Regions from separate parts of the Homo sapiens genome. Here all the other regions are linked to region 3. A link is a contact called in ENCODE Hi-C or POLR2A ChIA-PET data. All regions are on one chromosome and are shown on one strand. The core of a region is the stretch at or near the end of the contact, and the rest is flanking DNA. Distances in the headings are between cores, read along the strand shown.

What was found. Hi-C counts contacts between places; a loop is a spot of excess contacts on that map. ChIA-PET counts read pairs that join two places held with the same protein, here RNA polymerase II (POLR2A). Pooled maps may share reads with other maps.
Region 1: a loop to region 3 is called in a map of PC-3, with 6 times the contacts of the local background. The contact joins two enhancer-like sites. A Hi-C loop is called at or near these places in 1 of 168 maps with a recorded cell type or tissue (PC-3). POLR2A ChIA-PET finds 5 or more read pairs at or near these places in 2 of 52 experiments (activated B cell and activated T-cell).
Region 2: a loop to region 3 is called in a map of PC-3, with 5 times the contacts of the local background. The contact joins two enhancer-like sites. A Hi-C loop is called at or near these places in 4 of 168 maps with a recorded cell type or tissue (Caco-2, IMR-90, PC-3 and 1 more) and 4 of 50 pooled maps. POLR2A ChIA-PET finds 5 or more read pairs at or near these places in 5 of 52 experiments (A549, MCF 10A, Panc1 and 2 more).

What each region holds. Positions count from the first base shown.
Region 1 is chr13:34,264,145-34,268,561 of GRCh38, reverse strand. No RefSeq gene overlaps it. Among named protein-coding and RNA genes, the nearest start is that of LINC02343, 82 kb to the left of the region's middle. Within about 2 kb of position 3,046, at least 2 of the 41 ENCODE cell types and tissues checked have a DNase peak (open chromatin) inside an H3K27ac peak, as active enhancers do; they include PC-3, where a contact is called at or near this core.
Region 2 is chr13:34,154,947-34,159,576 of GRCh38, reverse strand. No RefSeq gene overlaps it. Among named protein-coding and RNA genes, the nearest start is that of LINC02343, 190 kb to the left of the region's middle. RefSeq lists a silencer at 2,257-2,316 and an enhancer at 1,825-3,024. Within about 2 kb of position 2,421, at least 13 of the 41 ENCODE cell types and tissues checked have a DNase peak (open chromatin) inside an H3K27ac peak, as active enhancers do; they include PC-3, where a contact is called at or near this core.
Region 3 is chr13:34,198,838-34,203,269 of GRCh38, reverse strand. No RefSeq gene overlaps it. Among named protein-coding and RNA genes, the nearest start is that of LINC02343, 150 kb to the left of the region's middle. Within about 2 kb of position 1,674, at least 2 of the 41 ENCODE cell types and tissues checked have a DNase peak (open chromatin) inside an H3K27ac peak, as active enhancers do; they include PC-3, where a contact is called at or near this core.

The DNA.
Region 1 (4,417 bases), core at 1,797-4,296, 64 kb before region 3:
TTCAGAGGAGGAATGATTTACTGGGTGTGGGGGAGATGATCATAGGGGGGTCTTTTATCTGGGCCACGAGGGATGGATGGTCTTTGGCCTCATCCAGATAGAGCATATGAGGGTAGTGTTCATTGGCCTTTTGCCCAGCCCTCCATAATCTAAGGCCATTCTCAGGCACGACTACAAATGGATAAAATTAGCTTTTTGTTCTTTCTTATCTTCTCTTCCTCTGCACAAACTAAATGACTAACTTGATAATTTGACAAACGAACTCATGCTAAAGTGTAACTGACTAATAAGGGTGAAATTCCACCTTTTCCAGCTACTGATGTTTTAACATGCTGTAATTCATATTACTGTAAAACAACTATTCATGAAATAAAGGATTATTCAGGCTGGGCACGGTGGCTCACGCCTGTAATCCCAGCACTTTGGGAGGCCGAGATGGGTGGATCACGAGGTCAGAGATCGAGACCATCCTGGCTAACACGGTGAAACCCCGTCTCTACTAAATATACAAAAAATTAGCCGGGTGTGGTGGTGGGCACCTGTAGTCCCAGCTACTCGGGAGGCTGAGGCAGGAGAATGGCATGAACCCGGGATGCAGGGCTTGTAGTGAGCCGAGATTGTGCCACTGCACTCCAGCCTGGGTGACAGAGCTAGACTCCATCTCAGAAAAAAAAAAAAAAAAGAAATAAAGGATTATTCAAATGTAACCCAGAATAAAATCTGTGGAAATGTATTTCCCTATTTCCATTTTACCTTCGAATCCCCTTTTAACTTGCAATTTAGTGCAGAACATCTTGGATAGTCCCATCTTTTGCTAGCACTGTTTCTTTATGGCTATTAAGTTACGTTAAATTTCTCCTAAATCTGCCCTGGTACATAGAAAACTGCAACCTAACAGTAAGTAAACAAACTGCAAACTAACTTAATAATATATCTTGGAACAGATAGCTGAGTTTCAGCCAATCACAGGCTAACAACTGATCAGGCTATGTCTCTCTAAAAAAAAAAGTCTCATCACACCATGCTCAAATAAGGCAAATGCTGAGTTGTAACCAATCAAGCTGTTTCTTTTTTTTCTTTTACTTTTTTCTTTTTCTTTTTTCTTTATTTCTTTTGAGATGGAATCTCTCCCTGTCACCCTGGCTGGAGTGCAGTGGCATGATCTTGGCTCACTGCAACCTCCGCCTCCCAGGTTCAAGGAATTCTTCTGTCTCAGCTTCCCAAGTAGCTGGGATCACAGGCATGCACCACCACATCTGAATAATTTTTGTATTTTTAGTAGAGACTGGGTTTCGCCATGTCGGCCAGGCTGGTCTCGAACTCCTGACCTCAGGTGATCCTCCCACCTCGACCTCCCAAAGTGCTGGGATTACAGGTGTTTCTTTACATCATTTCCCAGCCCAATCAAGTTGTTTCTTTACATCATTTCCTTTTTCTATCTATAAATAATGCCTGCCCACATGCTGGGGTGGAGCTCTCTGAAACTCTTATGTTTCTGAGAGCTGGCTGGTTCATGAATTGTTTTTTGCTTAAATAAATTTTGTTGTGCTGAATTTGTCTAAAGTTTTTCTTTTAATAAGTCATCATTAGAAGTAGGATCCAAGGCTGGGTGCGATGGCTCACGCCTGTAATCCCAGCACTTTGGGAGGCCAAGGTGGGCGGATCATGAGGTCAGGAATTTGAGACCAGCCTGGCCAACATGGTGAAACCCCGTCTCTACTAAAAACACAAAAAATTAGCCAGGTGTGGTGGTGTACACCTGTAATCCCAACTACTCAGGAGGCTGAGGCAGGAGAATCGCTTGAACTCAGGAGGCGGAGGTTGCAGCGAGCTGAGATCATGCCACTGCACTCCAGCCTGGGTGACAGAGTGAGAATCTGTCTCAAAAAAAAAGAGAGAAAAAAAAGTAGGATCCAAAGTAGACCTTCAGTGACCCCCACCCCAGAAGCAGCAAGTAACCAAACAAAAGTACCCTCTGGGGTCATGAGTGAGTTCTCTCTCAGATTTCAGTTCCACAAACATGTGCTTTGATCCCTCTGAATTTATCTGTAAAATAAAAAAGTCTGTACTGGCTTCAGAAGTGGTGACAGAAACAGTTCTGGGTCTTGTAGGGAAGGCCTCGGGTTTCTGACAGATCAGACCAAAACTGGGCTGGGTTCAGAATAGGTGGGTAAGTTTACTAGAATACAGGGAATCATCAGTTTGTCTTGATTGAAGGAGACTAGAACCCCTGCATCTGGAACTTCAGCCGATTTTATGTATAAGAACTATGGACCCAGAACCTGTGCTTCTCTAGAGAACCAGTCCAGTTTCTGCAGAGTTAGGGTTTTTCTCCAACTATGTAACTTTCTGCATTTGCCTTTGAAGTCTTTCAATTATCCATCTGGTTAAATAAATGACTATTATTATTTTTATTATTATTATTTTTTGAGACAGAGTCTCACTCTGGAGCCCAGGCTGGAGCGCAGTGGTGCGATCTCGGCTCACTGCAACCTCCGCCTCCCAGGTTCAAGCGATTCTCCTGCCTCAGCCTCCCAAGTGGCTGGAACTACAGACATGTGCACCACTACACCTGGCTAATTTTTTGTATTTTTAGTAGAGGCGGGGTTTCACCACGTTAGCCAGGATGCCAGGATGGTCTTGATCTCCTGACCTCGTGATCCACCCGCCTCGGCCTCCCAAAGTGCTGGGATTACAGGCATGAGTCACTGCGCCAGGCCACAAATGACTATTATTTTACAGTTACCTGTAATCTTATTTTGATCAAATGTTTTAAACCGTTGATATTTTGACAAACTTTCAAAAATCCAATTATAAATTGTCTTTTTCTTGACTTCAAATTAACTTTGGAATTTTTGAGATGGACCCTTAGAACATCTCAAAAGGATATCTTTCCTTATAGAAAAGAGATATGTTAAGATGATTGGGCTAATTTAATATATTAAATTATATGGGAAGCATTGTCAAATAATGAGTAATGCTAAACTTTCTTTGAGTCATATTTGTATTGGTGTATTATTAATGTGTGTCTCATAAATTGTATAAAATTCACAGAAATCTGATAGTCTTGGTATGCAATGAGTCATAATTCTAAGTATTATCCTAAAACATTGTGTATCACAGAAATAATTAGATCTCCTTGTCAATTGCATCATTATTATAGTAAATTGTCATTAGATCTTTAGCCATGACAATTTTAAGTATTATTATTCACAAATAATTAATTGTTTTACTCTAGTCTTTTCCTGAATGCTATTACAAACAACTATAAATCTGACATGCGTTGTCTTCAAGGGGATTCATGGAAAGGAATTTGACAAGTACAGGTTTCTGACAACTTTAAGATCATACCACTCATCTCAGTAAGAATTCTCAGAACTGTAACGAAGAAACTGATTGGTTCATACGTCTGCTAGCCCAACATCAAACAGAATGAGAACTAAGTGAATATCAAGGAAAAGCTTCAGAAGATTTTTATGCTGCCAGCCAGTACTGAAATTGTTAACATATGCAATTTGAATGAACTTTATAAGACTGACCCAAGTCAAATTACCTATGATAAACACCTGAATTTGAGAAACAAAACTTGTATTCAAAAGCATGTAAATCTAGTGTTAAGCGTGGACTCATAGAGAACCCAAATGGCTGACTGGTCCTTAAATCTTCCATTAAGCTCTATGACTTATCATAGGGTAGATAAAACTATACAAGTTGTGAAATAAATAGTGTGGTGACTGTTCTAAAATTGCTAAACTGGTTTATAACCAATGTTTTGTTTCTCAAACTCATAATTCTGATAAGATAACAAAAACCTCAGGTGATACATTTCTGGTACCTGCTGGATTATTTAAACACTTACAGATGGATTTCATTCAATTTTCGGCTTCAATTCATGCTTTCTGGTTATAGAGAAGCTTTCTCAGGCAGGAAGGCCAATGTTATAACAGCAGCTGAAAGGTCGTTGGAAAATGTGTTTCTCTTATGGAACATTACTGAAAAAATCTTCGGTGTTGGAGGTACTGGTTTCATTGGGCAAGTTGTAAAACAGATAAACAAAATATTACAAACACAACAACATTTGACAAAGCGAACTGAATCAATTGGATTGCCTTGGTCAAAAGTATTACCAATTGATGGTGATCAGATCCACTCCCACTAGAAAACATAGATTGACCTTTTATAAAATAGTTACTAGAAGGCCTGTTCTCCTAATAATAGAACCTCATGTGTCACCTGCTCTTACAAACTCTGACAGGACTCAGTATGGCAAAGCTTTAGTACATTAAGGCAAAGTATATCTTCACCAGGTAAAAGAAGCCCTTCATGACCCACCAAATGGTGACACCAGAAATTTCGTGATCTAGATCCCAGAGTTTGTGTCCTTTGGAAAAGACATCAGAAAAATGTTGCCCTTAAA
Region 2 (4,630 bases), core at 1,172-3,671, 44 kb after region 3:
CTTCTCTTAGTGGTGAAACTACCTATAACCCAAAACCTAGTTCGAAACCATACTCCAAAATCTATCAATTTTTCATGAAATCTTCCCCAAAGTTTTCCAAAAGGACATGCCTCCTCTCTCTGTCCTCATAGCATTCTCTCTTATTTTTTATCTTTATGTGTCTGCACAGTTACTCCATTAGCTCCTTGGGGATGGAGAATGCCCGGCTATCACAAAGCCAGGAGCATAGCAGGATTAAGACCTACTTCTTGATCGTCTGATGAGCCCTTGTTAAGCTATTCATTCTCTATCCTCATATATCTAAAAAAAATAGAGTGAATGCTCTTTGTTCTAGATTTGGTCTTTGGCCATCAATTGGTTCATTTTTCGCAACTTCTGAACTGGGCAAAAGAATGAAGATATGAATGTGAAGAATTATCTCCTTCCCACTTAAAGCCTAGATCTGGCTCTGGGAAACTCCAATAATTTTATTCCTTTTCATGGCTCCAATCTGGTCTTTTTACTTCTCACAAAACTATATCTACTGCCAAACTTTGCCAGCTGAAATGGAGTTTTAAAGTCTAAGTGTGTTGAAGAGATGCACTTGAGTCTCCACTTGCCTCTTTCCTGCCCACCCTGCTATATTCCCAAGAGCATCTACCATCTTCAGGTCTTGTAAATGTATGATCCTCTCACTACTAATTTGGTGAAACTTGTAACTAAGAATAGGACATCATCTTTCTCCATGTCTTCTTTGCCTCCTTTTCATGTATAGAGGATCTTCTCTGCCTTGACTCTTCCAGGGACCTTGAGATACCATCTTTGTATGTATCTTCCAAAGAAACCCAAAGTAAAGGTAGAAGAGCAAATATGTGGTCAACTCTGGGGTTCAAAAAACGCTTATTAATGGCAAGAAGAAAAAAAGAAGGGAGGAATGAAGGAAGGAAGGGAGAGAGAGAAGGAGGGAGAAACAGAAACAATCCAATCCAGAGATCTATTCTTGCTGCCTTCCACGCCTATAGAAGGTGTAAAAAGCTTCCTCTGCACAGAGAATAGGCTCGTTCAATAGGGAGCAATTTCAAAACTCTGAGGAAAATGTAAAGGAATGATATAAGAAGTCAGTACTTCAGATACTCCTTCATACAGCTATAATATCAAGTCATATTTTTAAAAACGACTCCAGGAAAAAAATGTATTTTTTCTCAGGAAGATTTATTTTCAGATAAATTTACTTTAGACTTTCTTAAAAACTCTGAATCCATGAAAGGCTGATTTTTATGGTAGAATTATGTACTTCCTTTGCAAGGATGTGAGCTTATTGAACATAAGGTTAAAAGGAAAATAAGACCTCAGAATTTTCTTACCCTTTAAAAACACACAATGTTTTCATGCCCTTTTGATGAAAAGTGTTGGTGGCGTAAAAAAACTAAGGGTACAAAATACCTAATAGAAGCTCATGAAAATTTAAAATTCATTAGTTGGGAACTTACGATAGTTTTGACACTGGCTAGGTTGACGTTGTTGTTGTTGTTGTTGTTTTTCCATTGCCTGTGATAAGGTATTTTGAAGCTATTAAAAAATACAAATAGGTATTCAGGGGAAGTAGTTAACTCTTTAAGAGCAGAAACTTTTGGAGTATTTTGCCAGCATCTCTTTACTGACAAACAGTATTACCATTATTTTCAAACTCATTCAATGAACCAAGTTAGATGAGAGCTTCTACACCATTGTGTGGGACTAATTGAGATTCTGGGTGGCCTGAGAATGGAAAGGCTCCTGTAGGTGCCATCTGTGTCTCTCACTTTGGGTACATTAACTTCTCTCTCCACCCTCCATGAGTTGCAGAAAAGCTGCTCTCTGAGAAGCTCGCTGTCTCCACCGTCCTGGGACCTACTAGCTCTGAGAGGGGAGGAACTGGGCTTACTGATCTTTTATTGGCAATGTCCATCATACAGTGAGTACTAAACATGTGAGCCACTATTATGTAAGTATATGTCATAGATTTACTTGCATTTTATTTTGAAATATCAATTCCATTTTTCTCTTCTTCATTCCTGCATCCTTCCCCTATCCCCCAGTCATTCCAAATGTGCCCAGCATTTAGCACAGCTCTGTTGGCCAAAACATGGATCAATTGCTTATTTTGGACAAACAAAGAACTTCATTCCTTCCTAGCAGATGTGTGTCTGTAAATAACCTCAAGAATAACCTTAAGAAATATTTTTTCTCTCTCTCTCTAATGACATTTAAAGAAATGAGGCTTTCTAGATAACAGGCTCCACGGCCATGTGAGCACAGTGTCTACACAGGTGGCTACTGCCCAGCCCTCAGTGGTCTCCTTAGAAACCAGCCTCTCTGCACGGTGAGTCAGAGGCGGCAGGAGGAGCTGGGCAGTGAGTCATGTCAGGAAACGGCATGCTCCGTGTGCGAGCAGATGCCGGTTTATTTCACTGATTCATTTCCACCTACTTCCTCCTACCTCTGTCTGCACTCTCAAATGAACAGAAAGTTCATTCATCTCGCCTCTTGCCTGTGATGCTACATGCTCCCCCTATTTCTCGGAATGCTTACCATAGGCCCCACAATGCTGGATGCCGTACAGATCAAGCCACCCCTGTTCTCTGCGATGGGACACTCTAAGAAGGAGGTGTCACCCACATTGTCATCCCTGGTTTTCAAGTTAACTGCCATGACGGACTTCATGATGAATTTGTGGATTTTCTCACAAGCCCTCACACCTCTGTCCTTTGAGCATTTTGTCAACAGTGGACAACTGCTGTGATTCTTAACACATTTAAAAAAAAAAATGTGATCGCCTGTAGTCAAGTTTCCCTGCTTTGGAAGGGAAGGGGATCCATTTTTCAACTCAGAATTAGAGGATGAACCTGTTAACAGGGAGAGGCTGAGAAGAGAAAAAATGGGGAGTTAAATTCAGCTCTAAACGCTATGGAGAATCAATAAATATCGACAGGCAAGGGGGCAGAAGGAAGGAGAGAGGTTTTGCCAACCTCAACTGATATCTGTTAATAATACCAAACAGCAATCTGTCATCAGCCTGGCAACACTGGATTTTCCCCAAGGAAAATCCAGGGTCCCCTCCCAGCAGTTCTTGGAGAAAGAGCTTAGAGTTCTGAGTTCCTGGGAGAGGATGGACTGTAGGCGGGATCAGAGTACTGAGATCCTGACAATTAAACCTGCTTACATTTTCCCTGCGTGCAGACATGGTGTTTGGAAACAGCAACCTCCAGTCATCTTGCTTAGCTCTTTGGGGTTCTGGTCATACATACATCTTTCTAAACTTCAAAAGTCTATGCAAGCACACTGACCTGGCAGGTTATTTGAATTCTTGTTCTGGTTTACAAGTCTTTCTAAGACATTTACACCAGAGCTAGAAGAAAGAGACCGGATTTTGGAAATTGCTCACAGGTTCGAGAGAGGATTACCGGAGCACAAGAGCCGGGCGGAGGTTGTCTACTTTTTCTGCTAAATTGCACAGTAGATTCTTTCAGACCTTGAGGAAGAGATTAGAGAAAGATAAATCAGAGTGTTATAACCCTGTGCTGAGTCACAGCTCTGAGGTTCTTTTATATTGCTGGAGGCAGCTTTCAAAATCCGCTGTTTGCGTGTGGCTAGAATAAGGATTTGTCCCTCAGTCTCAGGACGTATCCTGGTCGTGTCTAGTCCTTCAACCTATAATTCCAAATCAGATGAAATTTCTCTCCAGATATTGTGAAAAATACTCTCTATATCGCAAGGTTTTTTTTTTTTTTTTCCTAATGTGTAAACATTTCTCTACCTGGCATATCAGCAAGGCAAAGACCCAAATATTAATTGTCCTTCTCCTGATTGTGTGTGAGTCACAGGACTAAGCTCTGTGGGGTAAGAAACAAATTTTTGAAGACACAGTCTCTTGCTTCCAGGTAGTTGGTCCCAAGCTAATAATAATAGGTACCATCTATTGCAGTCTGCTGTGAGCCAGCCATTTCACATTCATTATCTTATTTAATCTTTCAAATAAATAAATCATGTGTTGTGATTTATGCTATCTTAATGGGTTAAAAAATCATAGTCAATTCTTCTGGTTCTGTTGAAATGTATTCATGCAGGTAAACATCTTTAATCCCATATTAAAAAATTAAGTTATTAAAATAAACGCAAATTAAAATGTAAGAATGTGAGTAGCTTGCAATGTAACAGGGCCAGTTTCTTCTTCATTTTACAGCTATAGAAACTGAAGTTCAGAAAACTTAAGTAAAAATGGCAAAATCCCAATTAGAACTAAGCCTTTGAGTCCAAATTTGAGTGTTTTCCTTTATACCACATTGCTTCCCTGTTCTAGTTTTAGAAACAACATAAATTCTTGAGAAGTTAAATAAAAATACAAAATTTAATGTTATGTCAAGTTAATTCAGGACATGCTACAAGACAGCAGAAAATAAATTTCCAAATGTGCAAGTAAGAGGATGCAGCCCCTACTGAGAGGGAGCCTAGCAAATTTGAACTAGGCCTTGAAAGTAAAATTTGGATACCTTGAATGCAGGGGTGGAGGTCAGTATTTTTCAAGTTTCCCTTTCTTTTTTTTCCTTTTTTTTAAAGAAATACTATTTGATATCTTTTATGCATTGCAAAGTATCTATGGATGGAATGAGAT
Region 3 (4,432 bases), core at 425-2,924:
CTATCTTACTTTTTGTTTCTCTTCTCCGTTCTTTGTTTATTAATTCTCTTTTGATCTATATCGGATGAGTTAGTTGTTCTTTGTTTCTATTTTTCTCATCTTTAGCTATTTAGTTTGCTATTATTATATTAATTTTATAGTGACTATAGCAGAGATATCAACTGCATAGCAGATTTGTAATGGTTAATTTAGCTTAGTGATTTTACCACTTTCTAATGGTAAAATAGAATACAGCAATTTAATGCCATTTAGCTCCCTATTTTCCTTTGAGCTAATGTTGTCACATATTTTGACTTCAACATAAGTCATAAACTGCATAAAACTTTATTATTCATAATTTAGAAACACTCAATATTCCTTTATATTTATCCAAATGTGTGCCATTTTCAGTACTTTTTAATTCTTCAATTTATTCCATGCTTCCATTTGGGATCATTTTTCTTTAGCATAAAAACTTCCTTCACTATTTTTTATTATGCATGTCAACTGATGACAAAATTGTTCTACTTTTATTTGCCTGAACACATTCCTTTAAAATTCCATCTTATTTTTAAAGACTTTCTTAAACCAGGAATAAAATTCTAAGTTGGCAGTATTTTTTGTGGGGTTTTTTTTGTGTACTTCAAAAATGTCTTTTCCTAATTACTGACTTCCATAGTTTGTTTGTCTTCTGTTTTTTCAATCATATGTCACAAGTTGTGCATAAAATAATGTAGAAGCCCCAGATAATATTTTTCACCAATGAGTATTTCTTACTTCCTCTGTTAGGCAGAAAGTGTGAGCTACTGATCTCACCTATCAGATAAAGAACAGATTGGAGATATCGCTGAAAAAAATTCAGTTTCTCTTTAGTTTTTCTTGTTCCTTGGGAATTCCTGCTTCCCTAATCCCTATCTAGTGTTTTTTATGTATTTGTTTGTTTGTTTTGAGAACTTGATGGATCTCCCTTATTTCTACCCTGGAAGTTCCATCCTTTGGAGATTTGAACTGAAATCTCTGGACTCCTACTTTTTACAGATTTAAAATCTGGCAAATATTATGAAGGGGACATGGTACTTTTCCTAAGCACCATGAACTGCAGGAAATTTCACTAGGCCTTTCTGATCTGAAATCCTCCATGAATATGGCCCTCCAAGGCCATTGAAAGCCTGGTGGAATTTGTCTCCACATTGAACATTCTTTTTTCCAAGATTCTGAGCTCTATTCGTTAGGCCCTGGCTTCAAATATGTTCAAAATATGTTAAGAGCATACCAATTATATGTTTCTTGCTGACCTTCTTCCTTCAGAGGAAGTTTTGTCTCCTCCACACCACAAAATTGGGGTAGATTTTACACGGCCTCTCTAGCATAGCTCTCTCCCTCTTGCAATGCCTAAGAACTCAATAAAGAACTGTGGGTAAAATTAGCCTTGTGATTGGGGCTTCTCTACTGTCTAGTTTGTTCTGCCAGCTCTGCTTGATATCCAAATGCTCTTCTGATTGTTCTCATCTCTAGCAGAAGCCCTCTGCTTGTGCCAAGTCTGAGTCAGCCTAAACTCAAAATTATCACTTGACTTCATGGAAGAAGACAGAAATTACTAACTTACTTAGGAATGAATTTTCCATCTCTGGAATTTTAGATAGTCTAATTCTTGTTGATTTCAAAACCTTTTATATGATCTTTGCAATGTGTCCAGTATTTTATAGTGTTTGCAGAAGGAATGTTTACCTACTATTGCCCAATGCAACCACCCTACAGCAAAAGCACAGAGCTGGCGTTTTTAACCTACCTCTCTTAGTAACTGATAGAACACAAAGACAAAGACATTAAGAAGAATATAGAAATTTGAACAAAACAATTTACATTTTGTCTCTTTTATATATAAATATTTTATATATATTTATTTACATATAGAGGGCCTACACCAAACAGGTGTCAGATATTCAGGTAAAGACTATCTGATCATTTGTTTGCTTATGGAATATTAAAAAAACCAACAGTATGCTAGGTTGTATAAACCATATCCCAGCACATTTCAAAGGGTAAAGTTAAATGATATTTGTATGTTCTGTAATAAAGTTGGAATTACATTCAAAAAAAGATAACTAGAGGGAGATGAAGAGGAAAGTTGAGGCTTAGTATAAGAAGTTGGTTTACTAGCCAGTTTACCAGTCTCTTTGCCATTTCTTCTTGCATCTTAGACTTTCTTTCTGGTTTCAATTTCTTCCTTCAAGTATATTATTTAGAGTATCTTTAATAAGCCATTTATTGGTGGTGGGCTATTTCAGTTTTTATTTTTCTGAAAATGTCTTTATATTGCTATTTTAAATGACAACGTAGCTTAGAATATAATTATTGGTTGATACTTTCAGCAAATTAAAGATATAATTCTACTGTTTCTTGGGTTTACTGTTACTAGTGAGAATTCTCCTGTTAAAATAATATATTCTTTTAGATATTTTGCTCTCTCTGGTGCTTTTAATATCTGATTGTGAAACAGGTTCACTGTGCACTGGTTACCAACTTGTCTAAATCCGGTAAGACAGAACACATTTATATGTAACAAGATACATGAAACAATTTTATTACTTACAACCAAGTAGCAGGAGACAACCAAAGCTGAAAATTCATTGTGAGTTGGTCCCCCAAGGTTCAGAACGCTGCACAGGATGGATGGAGTCTTGACTGTGTGTGCCCACTTGCACTGCAGATGAGGGACCCTGAAAGGCAGCCCTTTGAGGTTATGTTTCTGATAGTCACATGACTCACTGGCCTAGAGTATTGAAGAACTTCCTGTTCTATGAGAGGACTGGAATAAAGCTGAGGCTGTTATGGCCAGCTCCCCCTCATCTATGGATATTTCATCTCAGCACATTCTACGGTTTTTATTGAGAATTATTAAAAGTAACGGCAAAAAACGCAGTTACTTTTGCACCAAGCTAATACATGCAAGAAAATGGGGAATACTGGGCTGTTCAAGGCCACCTGGAGAATTGTCCCACACTCATTGTCTTTCGTGTTCTGATATTGCACTGTGGTATGTCTAGTTGTAAACTGTGTTATGTCTCTTGAATCAGAATATGAATTTAATCAATTCTAAACAATTCTCAACATATATCTCATCAAATATTACCTCTTCCTAATTCTCCCTGATCTCATCTTCTAAAGGTAATTTGATGTACATTTGTCTTTATTCTACTATTCATGTCTTAATTTCTGTTTCTTATTTTGTGTGCCTTTGAGGTTTTGTCCTGTTTTCTAGAAATTTCCTCAGATCAATCTTCCAGTTATTTAATATTATCTTATCCCATTGAGGTCACCCATTAAATTTTAAATTTCAATGATAATGTATTTCATGTCTAGAAGTTCTCGTTCTATTTTTTATATTACTTTGCTTTTATAAATCTTTCTCCTTTTTCTATTTTTTCCCATAATTTATTAGGCATTTCAATACATCTGTTTCATGATCTGTAACAGTTTCATTGTTATTGAATAATCTGATGATTTTTAAAATTTTGAATATATTAAATTATATTCTGTCATTGATTTTGTTTAATCTTGATAATATCTAATTTATTTCCTATGATCTTTGTGATTATAAATTATGAGCTCCTACTCATCTGTGATTCATATTTATGGGAGTTTTGAGCAGTCTGTGTTGAAGGCACACCTGTCAAAGAGTATTTGGATTGATTTTTTCCTGATACTATTGTTGCTCTCAAACAGTGTCACTGTTTACCCCCCATCTTTTCTTTTTTTTAATTGTGCAAAATCATAACATAAAATTTACTATCTTAACCACTTCTGAGTGAACAGTTCAGTAGTATTAAGTATATTTACATTGTTGTGAAATCGATCTCCAAAATTTTTCATCTTGCAGAACTGAAACTCTATGCCAATTAAATAATTTCTCTTTCCCCAATACCCCCCTCAGCCCTGATAACCACCAGTCTACTCTTTCTTTTTATGAATTTGACTATTTTAGATACTTTAAGTGGAATTATACTATATTTGTCTTTTTGTGAGTGGCTTATTTCACTTAGCATAATATTCTCAAGGTTCATCTGTATTGGAGCATGTGTCACAATTTTCCTCCTTTTTAAGGCTGAATAATATTCTGCTATATGTATATATGTTATGTTTTCTTTATTCCATTCATTTATCAATGCATGTTTGTGTTGCTTCCACCTCTTGGCTATTGTAAATGGTACTGCCACAAACATGGGTGTGCAAATAGTCACTTTTTGTTTTGTTGTATTCTCAGCCCGGGGTTTCTTAGGCCACTTAGGAAGTAAGAACTTCCAAGCGACCATGTTGGTAGTTACAAACTCTTTGGGGAATTTTTTCACCCAGAACTCAGGCCTAATCTGGCAAGTTTCTGTTACACCCCTACACCAAAAGATTAAATTTTTTTTCTAGTCCACCCTTTCTCTAGAGGTGTAAGTATCAAAAG